3 separate regions of the Homo sapiens genome follow, and all the other regions are linked to region 2. Evidence: chromatin contacts called from ENCODE Hi-C or POLR2A ChIA-PET data. All regions are on one chromosome and are shown on one strand. The core of a region is the stretch at or near the end of the contact, and the rest is flanking DNA. Distances in the headings are between cores, read along the strand shown. Region 1 holds the start of AMMECR1 (AMMECR nuclear protein 1). Region 2 holds the start of ALG13 (ALG13 UDP-N-acetylglucosaminyltransferase subunit). Region 3 holds the start of TMEM164 (transmembrane protein 164).

What was found. Hi-C counts contacts between places; a loop is a spot of excess contacts on that map. ChIA-PET counts read pairs that join two places held with the same protein, here RNA polymerase II (POLR2A). Pooled maps may share reads with other maps.
Region 1: a map of B cell shows a loop between it and region 2 (15-fold over the local background). The contact joins the promoter of AMMECR1 here to the promoter of ALG13 in region 2. A Hi-C loop is called at or near these places in 2 of 168 maps with a recorded cell type or tissue (B cell and naive thymus-derived CD4-positive, alpha-beta T cell) and 10 of 50 pooled maps. POLR2A ChIA-PET finds 5 or more read pairs at or near these places in 2 of 52 experiments (CD4-positive, alpha-beta T cell and activated T-cell).
Region 3: a map of CD4-positive, alpha-beta T cell shows a loop between it and region 2 (12-fold over the local background). The contact joins the promoter of TMEM164 here to the promoter of ALG13 in region 2. A Hi-C loop is called at or near these places in 5 of 168 maps with a recorded cell type or tissue (CD4-positive, alpha-beta T cell, CD8-positive, alpha-beta T cell, ascending aorta and 1 more), 1 of 37 single-sample maps with no recorded cell type and 13 of 50 pooled maps. POLR2A ChIA-PET finds 5 or more read pairs at or near these places in 1 of 52 experiments (CD4-positive, alpha-beta T cell).

Annotation. Positions count from the first base shown.
Region 1 is chrX:110,316,413-110,319,464 of GRCh38, forward strand. It overlaps AMMECR1 (AMMECR nuclear protein 1), which reads right to left and starts at 1,673. Exons shown (of 6, transcript NM_015365.3): 1 at 1,187-1,673. The coding sequence starts at 1,659. It overlaps LOC105373312 (a long non-coding RNA gene), which reads left to right and starts at 1,840. Exons shown (of 4, transcript XR_938504.3): 1 at 1,840-2,036. RefSeq lists silencers at 1,186-1,341, 1,386-1,445, 1,639-1,973, 1,706-1,855 and an enhancer at 1,536-1,665.
Region 2 is chrX:111,679,678-111,682,419 of GRCh38, forward strand. It overlaps ALG13 (ALG13 UDP-N-acetylglucosaminyltransferase subunit), which reads left to right and starts at 1,493. Exons shown (of 27, transcript NM_001099922.3): 1 at 1,493-1,622; 2 at 2,455-2,617. The coding sequence starts at 1,542. RefSeq lists enhancers at 1,161-1,880, 1,560-1,749, 1,820-1,869, 1,890-1,949.
Region 3 is chrX:110,001,736-110,004,442 of GRCh38, forward strand. It overlaps TMEM164 (transmembrane protein 164), which reads left to right and starts at 1,379. Exons shown (of 7, transcript NM_032227.4): 1 at 1,379-1,443; 2 at 1,766-2,429. The coding sequence starts at 2,040. RefSeq lists a silencer at 624-1,483 and an enhancer at 1,586-2,241.

The DNA.
Region 1 (3,052 bases), core at 423-2,922, 1.4 Mb before region 2:
CCTTTCAGTACGAGTTTCACTGAAATTTTTTCTGTATTATTTTTCTTGTTGATGCTAAGTACTCAAATAAAAGCAATTGCACTTTTTCTCATTCTGCCCTCTCTTGGTCTTTACATTCTGTCTAGCATTTAACGCAAAAAGTCAGTTTACATTCAGTTTACACATTAAAAAAAAAAAACCATATGCCCCACCTCCCACACATCCAAATGGACAGGGATTAGAATTAACCTGGCTTTTAGCTGTAACAGTGCTATTTTAAAATTTTTCAACCACACACTTGAAGGGTAAAATAATTTAAGATACAAAACCAAAGGAAACCATAACAATTCCTACACATTTACTATTTAACTGTTCTCAAATCATCAAGTATAACATGGATTTCTTAAAAAGTGAAATCGACACAAAAGCGAATGCACGCTTAATGTACAAACTGACCGTGGCTCTGTGGGGACAGTTCTCTTTGAATGAGCTATTATCCAGACGGTGGAATGGAAAAAAAAAAAAAAAAGGTCGCACTCTTCAAATGTGAGGAAGCCGGCAGTGCGCTCGCTACACGAGAAACACATTTTAATGGGTGTATTTGGATAAAAATAAGTAGTAAGGGAAAAATGTGTTTTAAGAAACCTCCCCCCTTCCCAGGGCACAAGAAAACCCAGAGGAGAAGATGGGTAACCTCACAAGCTCCAGAGCTAAGTTCCATCACTAACAGAAGTTGGATAGTTGCTATTTTTCATCCTGCAATGGGATAGTAGTTCTCCATGTGCAAGATACGCGGGGCGGGAATACTGGCGGGGCTTTCACTTGGGGTAATGGAAACCAAAGTGAGGAGAGGTCAACACCTTGAGTAACCCAGATCTCCAAAACCGGGGCAGGGTGAGGGGTGGTGGGGGTGGTGAAGGAGACAAGTAAAGGAGTCAAAACTCCTCGAAGTCATCGCAAAGAGAAAGCTAACACCTCTAGGAGCCACGGGGCCATTCCTTGCAGCAGCACCCTGCTCCAAGTGTGGGGTGCCTGCCTCGGAGGGCAAAAAGCGCAGGGTGCCCTTAGTTCAGTTGAGTAGCTCCGGGGACCCGGGCAGCGAGAGGGCAGGGGCATCCGCCGGCCGGGAGGCGGACTCGCACTTTGCCTCAACTCTGAGCCCCATCCCGAGCGCAAGGGAGAGGGCGGCGGAGGGCACGGTACTCACTAGGGCTCGTTGGTGAATCGGGGGGTCCGGGGCTGCTGGTATCCATACAGGTGACAGTAGAGCACATCGAAGCAAAAGCAGCACATCTCTGCTGACACCACCATCTTCCGGGAGCCCGGCGATGAGGACGAGGCGGCGGACGATGAGGAGGGTGAGGAAGAGGTGGCGGCGGCCGGGGTAGAAAGTAGGGTCCCCACTCCGCAGCTCGGAGGTGGCGACAGGGCGATCCCCCCGCCGCCGCCGCCGCAGCCCTGGGGGGGAGAGAGGGTACAGCCGCTGCCGCTACCTCCTCCGGTTAGACCTCCCAGCCCGTTGAGCCGCGTACCGGCGCCTCCTAGTCCCAGCTCCCCAGCTCGGCACTGGCTCTCTCCGCTGCAGTGGGAGGAGGAGGAGGCGCCACCACCGCCACCCGAGCCAGAGGGGGGCGAACTGGACAGTTTCTGCTTCTTCACCCCGCAGCAACCCGCCGCCATCTTGGAACAGTCTCCCCCACGCAGCGTTTCCGACCCATAAGTGAGGCGAGCTGGCGGCGGGGGCGAGCACGCTGCGGCTCAGGCCGCCGGGGGCGCGCCAGAGGCTGGCGGGGCGCGCGCGCGCCGCTCCCGGCCCCGTCTGCCTAGCCACGCGGCTGCCCCGCGCGCGCCCCCGCCTCGGTGCGCGCTCCTCGCTTTCGCGGCTGGGCGCCTCGCGCCTGTCCCGCCCGACTCGTGCCTCTTCTGAGCCGCAGCCCCAGCCCCAGCCCCAATCTCAATCTCTCCGGCCGGCAGAGGTTGGAAGACAGGAAGCCGATTAGAAAGGAAGGTGAAGGAAACAAGAGTCAGACAGCGGAAAGTGGGAGCAAAGGGAGAAGGTGGGCACGCCCGGGAAGGAAGGAGGGAAAGGGAAACTAGTGGGGGTAGGGGGGAAGAAAGGAGAAAGTCCGAAGTAAGCATCCAGGTCCCAAAGCACAGCTCAGTAACCCCCCGCCGCAAGCAGTATTAATGACACTTAAGCCCAGTTACGTGGAACCTGAGCCACCCGGCCTCAAATACACGGGTTTCTGAACTGTTGGAGTGTGAGCGAGCAGGTGCCCAGAGCTCCATACCTGAGACCGCCCCTGTAAAGTGTGTACAAAGCAATCCAGGAAATGGCCACGCTGCTGTCTTTTTAATTCCAGCCTAAGCACACACCAGGGTACTCTTTCCTTTCCTTATGGAGAAATATTCAAGTCCGACTGAATCTATGTATCTTGTACTTGTTCCCCCAACTTACCCTCCTTGCCCCGTTTAAACATTTAAAAGCCAAAAATAAAGTCCTAACTAATACTTCACTGGTTCAAAGATACTAATTGTGCTTTGGGACTTGCAGTGGTGGACTTTTCTGGTTTTGGTTTTTATTTCTTGGCTTGGGTACAAAGCAATTAGGAATATTATCTGTAGTGCTCAGATCTTAGAGATAAATAGGGAAGGTAATGTACTTAGTCACAAATTGAAAGATTTTGTTCAAGTATATAATTAGCTCTTAATATTCATTTTTAAAATTTCTCAATTAAATGCTTGGATGGATGAGGAGACATATGAGTCAGTCCCTTTCTGGGTGCCTAAGTGCAGCTTAATAATAAAAATAATGACAATAATCAAATGTTAAAATTCGTAGAAATGAACGTGATAGAAATAGAAAGCGTAAGTTATTTGCATTGTATCTACACCATGCTAAAACATCTAGATAAAGTCAGGTATCTGCATATTTAAAAACTGCAGATTGATTTTTGTCACCTTTTTTCTACATGCGTGGGATCTTGCAGATAGCTGGGGGCTGTTCATTCCACTCAGGGAATAAAAACAAAACAATTTATTCATTCAGTAATATTGAGCCTCTGCACCATAC
Region 2 (2,742 bases), core at 243-2,742:
AGCTTGCAGTGAGCCGAGATTGTGTCACTGCACTCCAGCCTGGGTGACAGAGCGAGACTCCGTCTCAAAAAAAAAAAAAAAAAATCTAAATGAGTCCAGGTGCTGGCGTGATTACCCTTATCTTGTCTCCTGCTAAATCACAGAGGTTTGGGGAGTTCCTTCGGACTCCCAACAAACTTGTTTGTGGAGGCCTGGGGAGTTTCTTCAGACCCACAATAAAACTTGTTTAATCCTAAATGGGTAATGTTAAGACTTCCTTTGTTATTTTGTCATGCTTTAGGGCCCAGGAAAGGCCTAGGCAAAACTCTTGGTGGGCTTTAGTTACATTCCAGCCTTTGTATAAGGGCACTGGCTTTTTTTAGCTTTTAATATTAACTTCACCACTCAGTACTGAAACAGTTGTTATGGAGGCCTCCGTTAGTGAGACGTGGCCTGCCACAGGAGGACTGCTTGAGCCCAGGAGTTAGAATCAAGCCTGGGCAACAGAGCAAGACCCCATACCTTATAAGATGCCTTTTATTTTTAGTTTTTTTATTTTTTCGAGACGGGGTCTCACTGTCGTCCAGGCTGCAGTGCAGTGGTGTGATCATGGCTCACTGCAGCCTCAGCCTTCTGACTAGCTAGGAACACAGGTGGGTGCTCCCACCCCCGGCTAATTAAATTTTTTTTGTTTGTTTGAGACAGGGTCTCATTCTGTGTCACCCAGGCTGGAGTGCAATGGCAGGATCTTGGGCTCACTGAAACCTCTGTCTCCTGGGCTCAAGCAATTGTCGTGCCTCACCCTCCTGAGTAGCTGGGATTACAGGAGCCTGCCACCACGCCCGGCTAATTTTTGTATTTTTAGGAGAGACAGGATTTCACCATGTTGCCCAGGCTGGTCTGGAACTTCTGACCTCAATAATATACCTGCCTTGGCCTCCCAAAGTGCTGGGATTACATACTTGAGCGATGGCACCTGGCCTAAAAAATAATATTTTTAGAGACAAGGGTTTTGCTATGTTGCCCAGGCTAGTCTTAACTCCTGGGCTCAAGTGATTCTTCCCAGTAGCTTGGGATTACAGCCACTGTGCCTGGTAAGGCACTTTTATTTTTCATATCCCCTTAGCCAACTCGAAGTAAAACCATCTCTCAAATGTATCTTGACAAAACCTGGCAGCAAACAAAAAAATCTCAAACTTGTCTGTCATTAAAAGATTGTGGTACCCACGCAACGACACCAACTCAATGCTTAGGGTATGATGTTTTTTTTTTTTACCCATCAGTTTTGAAAAAGTTAATTACATTTGGCAATTCCCCATTCCCTTATAGTGAGGGGTCTCAAGAGCTGGCTCCTACACATAAAGGGCTTAGAACAGTGGCTGGTACCTAGGCCACCAATAGTCTTTTGCCCCACCCAACCGGTGACACAGCCCGGGGCCCCGCCGCCCCCTGGCGGCCATTACGGATTTCCGCCTCCCTCACAGAAGGCAGTCACTGCAACGTGCGTGGCCTCAGTTGCGTCATATCCGGCCCTTGCGATCAGGGCTTGAGGAACCCGCGCCATGAAGTGCGTGTTTGTTACCGTAGGGACCACCAGCTTTGACGACCTCATTGCGTGTGTGTCGGCGCCCGACAGTCTGCAAGTGAGTGAGGGAGGCGAGCAGGCGGCGGCTTGGCTCGCCACCCGCCATCTCCGGCCATACTGCCAGCCGCGTTAGCCTTGCCTGACCGTCGCGCTCGGAAAGAAACCCCCGCAACTCTACCACAGGTGCCGCTGCCCCTTAGCTGGCTTCTGCCCACGCCCGGCGGGGCCCTTCTCCGGCTACCCGGCCACTCGGGGTTGCCTGTTTCCTCTTCCCATTATTCCGGCCGCTCCTCTCCCTCATTTCTTCAGCTCCTTTTCCGGTCTGCCCCCGCGCTCTATTCTCCGCCTCCGCGTCCTCCGCCCCTCCTTCCAACGGCTCCGCCCCTCCGAGCTCGGGTTTTCCACCGGGCTCGGCAGTTTTTCCTCAGGCCCCCCTGTGGACCGCACGTCGGCGCCGGCGTCTGAGCCAGCCGAGCTCGCCTCAGAGCCCGGCTCCTTCCCCTCAGCACTTGGCCGGAGCCCGCGCGGTTCCTCTCCTCAGCGCGCGTCGTCCCCTCAGGGCTCCCGGTTCTCGCAGTTGATCAAGTGAGGCAGAACGGGTAGTGCCTGGGTTCCCCCCGAGTTTGCGACTCCTTTTCCAAAGTCTTTTCCTGCTGTGGCTTTCGCGGGACTCTGCGAGCTGGGTCGCTTAGATTCATGAGTGCTTGGGAGGTTCCTCGTCGGGCCCCGGACCAGAAAATAGTTTTGAAAACTAAGTGAAATCGGCCACAGATAGGCTTTTTGGCGGCCGTGCTCCGATGTTAACGTCAAACTTTAGTAGTGGTGGTGGTTCCTGCTCTGTTTTACATAGCCAGTTTAAAAGGCCCTCACATTCTGATTTCCTCTTTCAGAAAATCGAGAGCCTTGGTTACAACCGACTTATCCTGCAAATTGGTAGAGGAACGGTGGTACCTGAACCCTTCAGTACTGAGTCGTTTACTCTGGATGTTTACAGGTACAAGGATTCCTTGAAAGAAGACATTCAGAAAGCAGATCTTGTTATTAGTCACGCAGGTAAAGGTGCCTAAGAATCTCAGGGTTGGGTCTTTTAATTTTAATTTTTTTTAAGTTCTGGGGTATTCTGGGGGTACATGTGCAGGATGTGCGGGCTTGTTACAAAGGTAAACGTGTGCCATGCA
Region 3 (2,707 bases), core at 129-2,628, 1.7 Mb before region 2:
CACACTCATATAGTCCTGGCTGGCTTTTCCACGCATAGGTTAGGAAGCAACTGCTCTGGGGAGGGGGAAGGGGGGAAGAGGGGGAGGGAAAGAGGTCACGGGAAGCCTCCCTTCCTCCCACTGGCCTACCATTGAAGGCCTGTCAGGAGAAAGGAGAGAAGTGGGAGAGGGAGAGGGTGTGGCAGGGGTGGTCTGTGTGGCAAGAGGTAGAGAGAAAATAGTGGATCAGAGCAGGAGGGGGAGGAGCAGGGAAATGAAGCTCCTGTCCTAGGCACTGAAGTGTGGAGTGGGGCTGTGGCTAGAAAGGGGAGAGAAGATGCCTTTCTGGCCTTGCATGAGTCGTGGCAGAAAGGAGGAATCGCGAAGAGGAGCCGGCCATACCCAGCACACACCCCGAAGCCAAGCTGCTCATTACTAGAAAGGCTTATTCCCCCACAAGAAGTTAGTGCGGGCCAGCTAAGTGCCTACTATGTGTGCAGTATAGAAAGAAGTGCCCTGGAGAACCAGGTCGCGGGAGGCGGAGCCAGTCAACAGGGCTTCACCGAGGGGGCGAATTCTGTACACGGTTGTGAAGGAGGGTGGCTGTGCACGCGTGCAGGCTCCGAGTGCAGAAGACGAGGCAGGCCAGGGAGGAGGCGGAAGGAGGCGGAGCCTGAGCCGGAGGAGGGAGGAGGAGGGAGGAGGAGGAGGGAGAGCCGAAGCCGCGGAGGGTGGGAGGTGTGAATGGTGGACGGGTGAGGGGAGTGCCAGAGGCAGAAAAGGGAAGGAGGCGAGGAGGAGTAGTCGTGGCCCGAGGGCGTGTGGTGGGGCGAGAGCTGAACTGGACGGGAGGAGGGAGGCAGTGGCGGTGGCAGCGGGGAGGGGGAGGAGAGAGGGAGGGGAAGAAGGAGGAAGCGAGCGCGGCTGCTGCAGGGGGAGGAAGACGGGGAGGAGGAGCCGTGCGCCGCGGCGGCGGCCGCCAGGGGAACCGAGCGCCCGGCGCGGAGAGCGCGGGAGCGGAGCAGTAGCCCGATCCGGGGCCGCGGGCCGAGCTGCCGGTGAGTGAAGCCCCGAGGGGCGCGGCGGCCGGTCCCCGGGGCTGGGCGGGAGGCGCGGGAGGTTGCGGCGCCGGGGAGGAGGGAGGGGGGCCGGCTTTAGTCCAGGGGCCGGCTTTAGTCCAGCCCCCGGCTGGCCCGGCCTCCCGCCTTCCCTCTGGCTTCCTCCCTCCGCTGCCTGCGCGAGGGGGGCAGGTCCCGGGCGGGCCGCGGGCTGGGGGTGGTGCTGCCCGGAGGGCGGGCGTCTAGGGCCGGAGGGTGGAGCTGGGGGTTCGGGGGTGTACCCGGGGGCGGGAGGCTGGACAAGGACGGCTCTAAATTGGCTGGAGGGGCCCGTCGGCGGCGAAGTTGCTAGCTGGGGGCAGAGACGGCCACGCGGTTGCAGGAGTAAGAGATCCCTCTGTGGCGAGTGCGTGAGACGAGGAGTCCGGCGTCCCTGCCATCCCCGTCGCCCTCCCCGCCTGCTCGGCCCCGCTAGCTCCTCTCCTTGCCTCCGCGTGTCCCCTAGCTCTGACCCCTTTTGGCTCCCGGTTCGCTGCCGCAGCACTGCCGGGTCTCCTTGGCCCCCGCCCTGACCCTTTCGGCCTCCGGCTTCCCCTGACCCCTGCTTGCTTCGCCACTGCCCCGTTCCCGTTTTCTTCCCTCGCTAGTTACCCCTCCCGCTTCCTAATTCCCGGTGCAATTGCCTCTTTGAGACCTCTTTTTTTTTTTTTTCCTCTCCTTCCTTTTAGATTGGCCAACGGCTCCTTTCAACCCTGCCTCGTTGGTGGCCACTGGAGAAGCGCGGGGGGCTCCCCCAGACAGCCGTGGGGACAAGTTAGAGCCAGCACTTTACCCCGGGCCTTGCGTGTAGCTTCCCCTCCCCTACTCTCGGTGCCCTGGTGTCTGGAGGGGGGTTGTGGGGGTGTGCCCGCCTTACATGGTCCACCACCCGGGCAACCCTCTGGGCTTGTGTTCCATCTCACTCTTGCTTCCTGTACTGTGGTCAAGGGGAACCACTGCATCATGTCCCGGTATAGCTACCAGAGTCTCCTGGACTGGCTCTATGGGGGCGTGGACCCCAGTTTTGCAGGCAATGGGGGCCCCGACTGTGCTGCCTTCCTCTCTTGGCAGCAGCGGCTGCTGGAAAGTGTGGTGGTCCTGACCCTGGCTCTGTTGGAGATCCTGGTGGCCCTGCGGCACATCCTGAGGCAGACGAAGGAGGACGGTAGGGGTAGCCCTGGCAGCCAGCCAGAGCAGGTGACCCAGCGGCCAGAGGAAGGCAAGGAGAGCCTGAGCAAGAATCTGCTCTTAGTAGCCCTGTGCCTGACCTTCGGGGTGGAGGTGGGCTTTAAGTTCGCCACCAAGACCGTCATCTACCTGCTCAACCCCTGTCACCTGGTCACCATGATGCATGTGAGTCTGTTGACTTTTTCCTGGGCATCCTAAGTGATAAGAGTCATTTATGTGCTCAGGACACTCCATAGTGTACAGCACCTCATCCCGGCGGGCAGGGGGACCTTTAAAAATGATTTTCCAACGAGTGGCTGCCTTTGTGCCGATTTCAGGTTTGGCTTTCTTTCACCTTTGCACAGTGCGTCAGCCCCACAGTGGAGGTGAGGAACCTTGTGCCTGAACCCTAGGAACGACTGGCACTCACCCTGGCTGCCCCTCCCTTCCAGCCCAGCCCAACC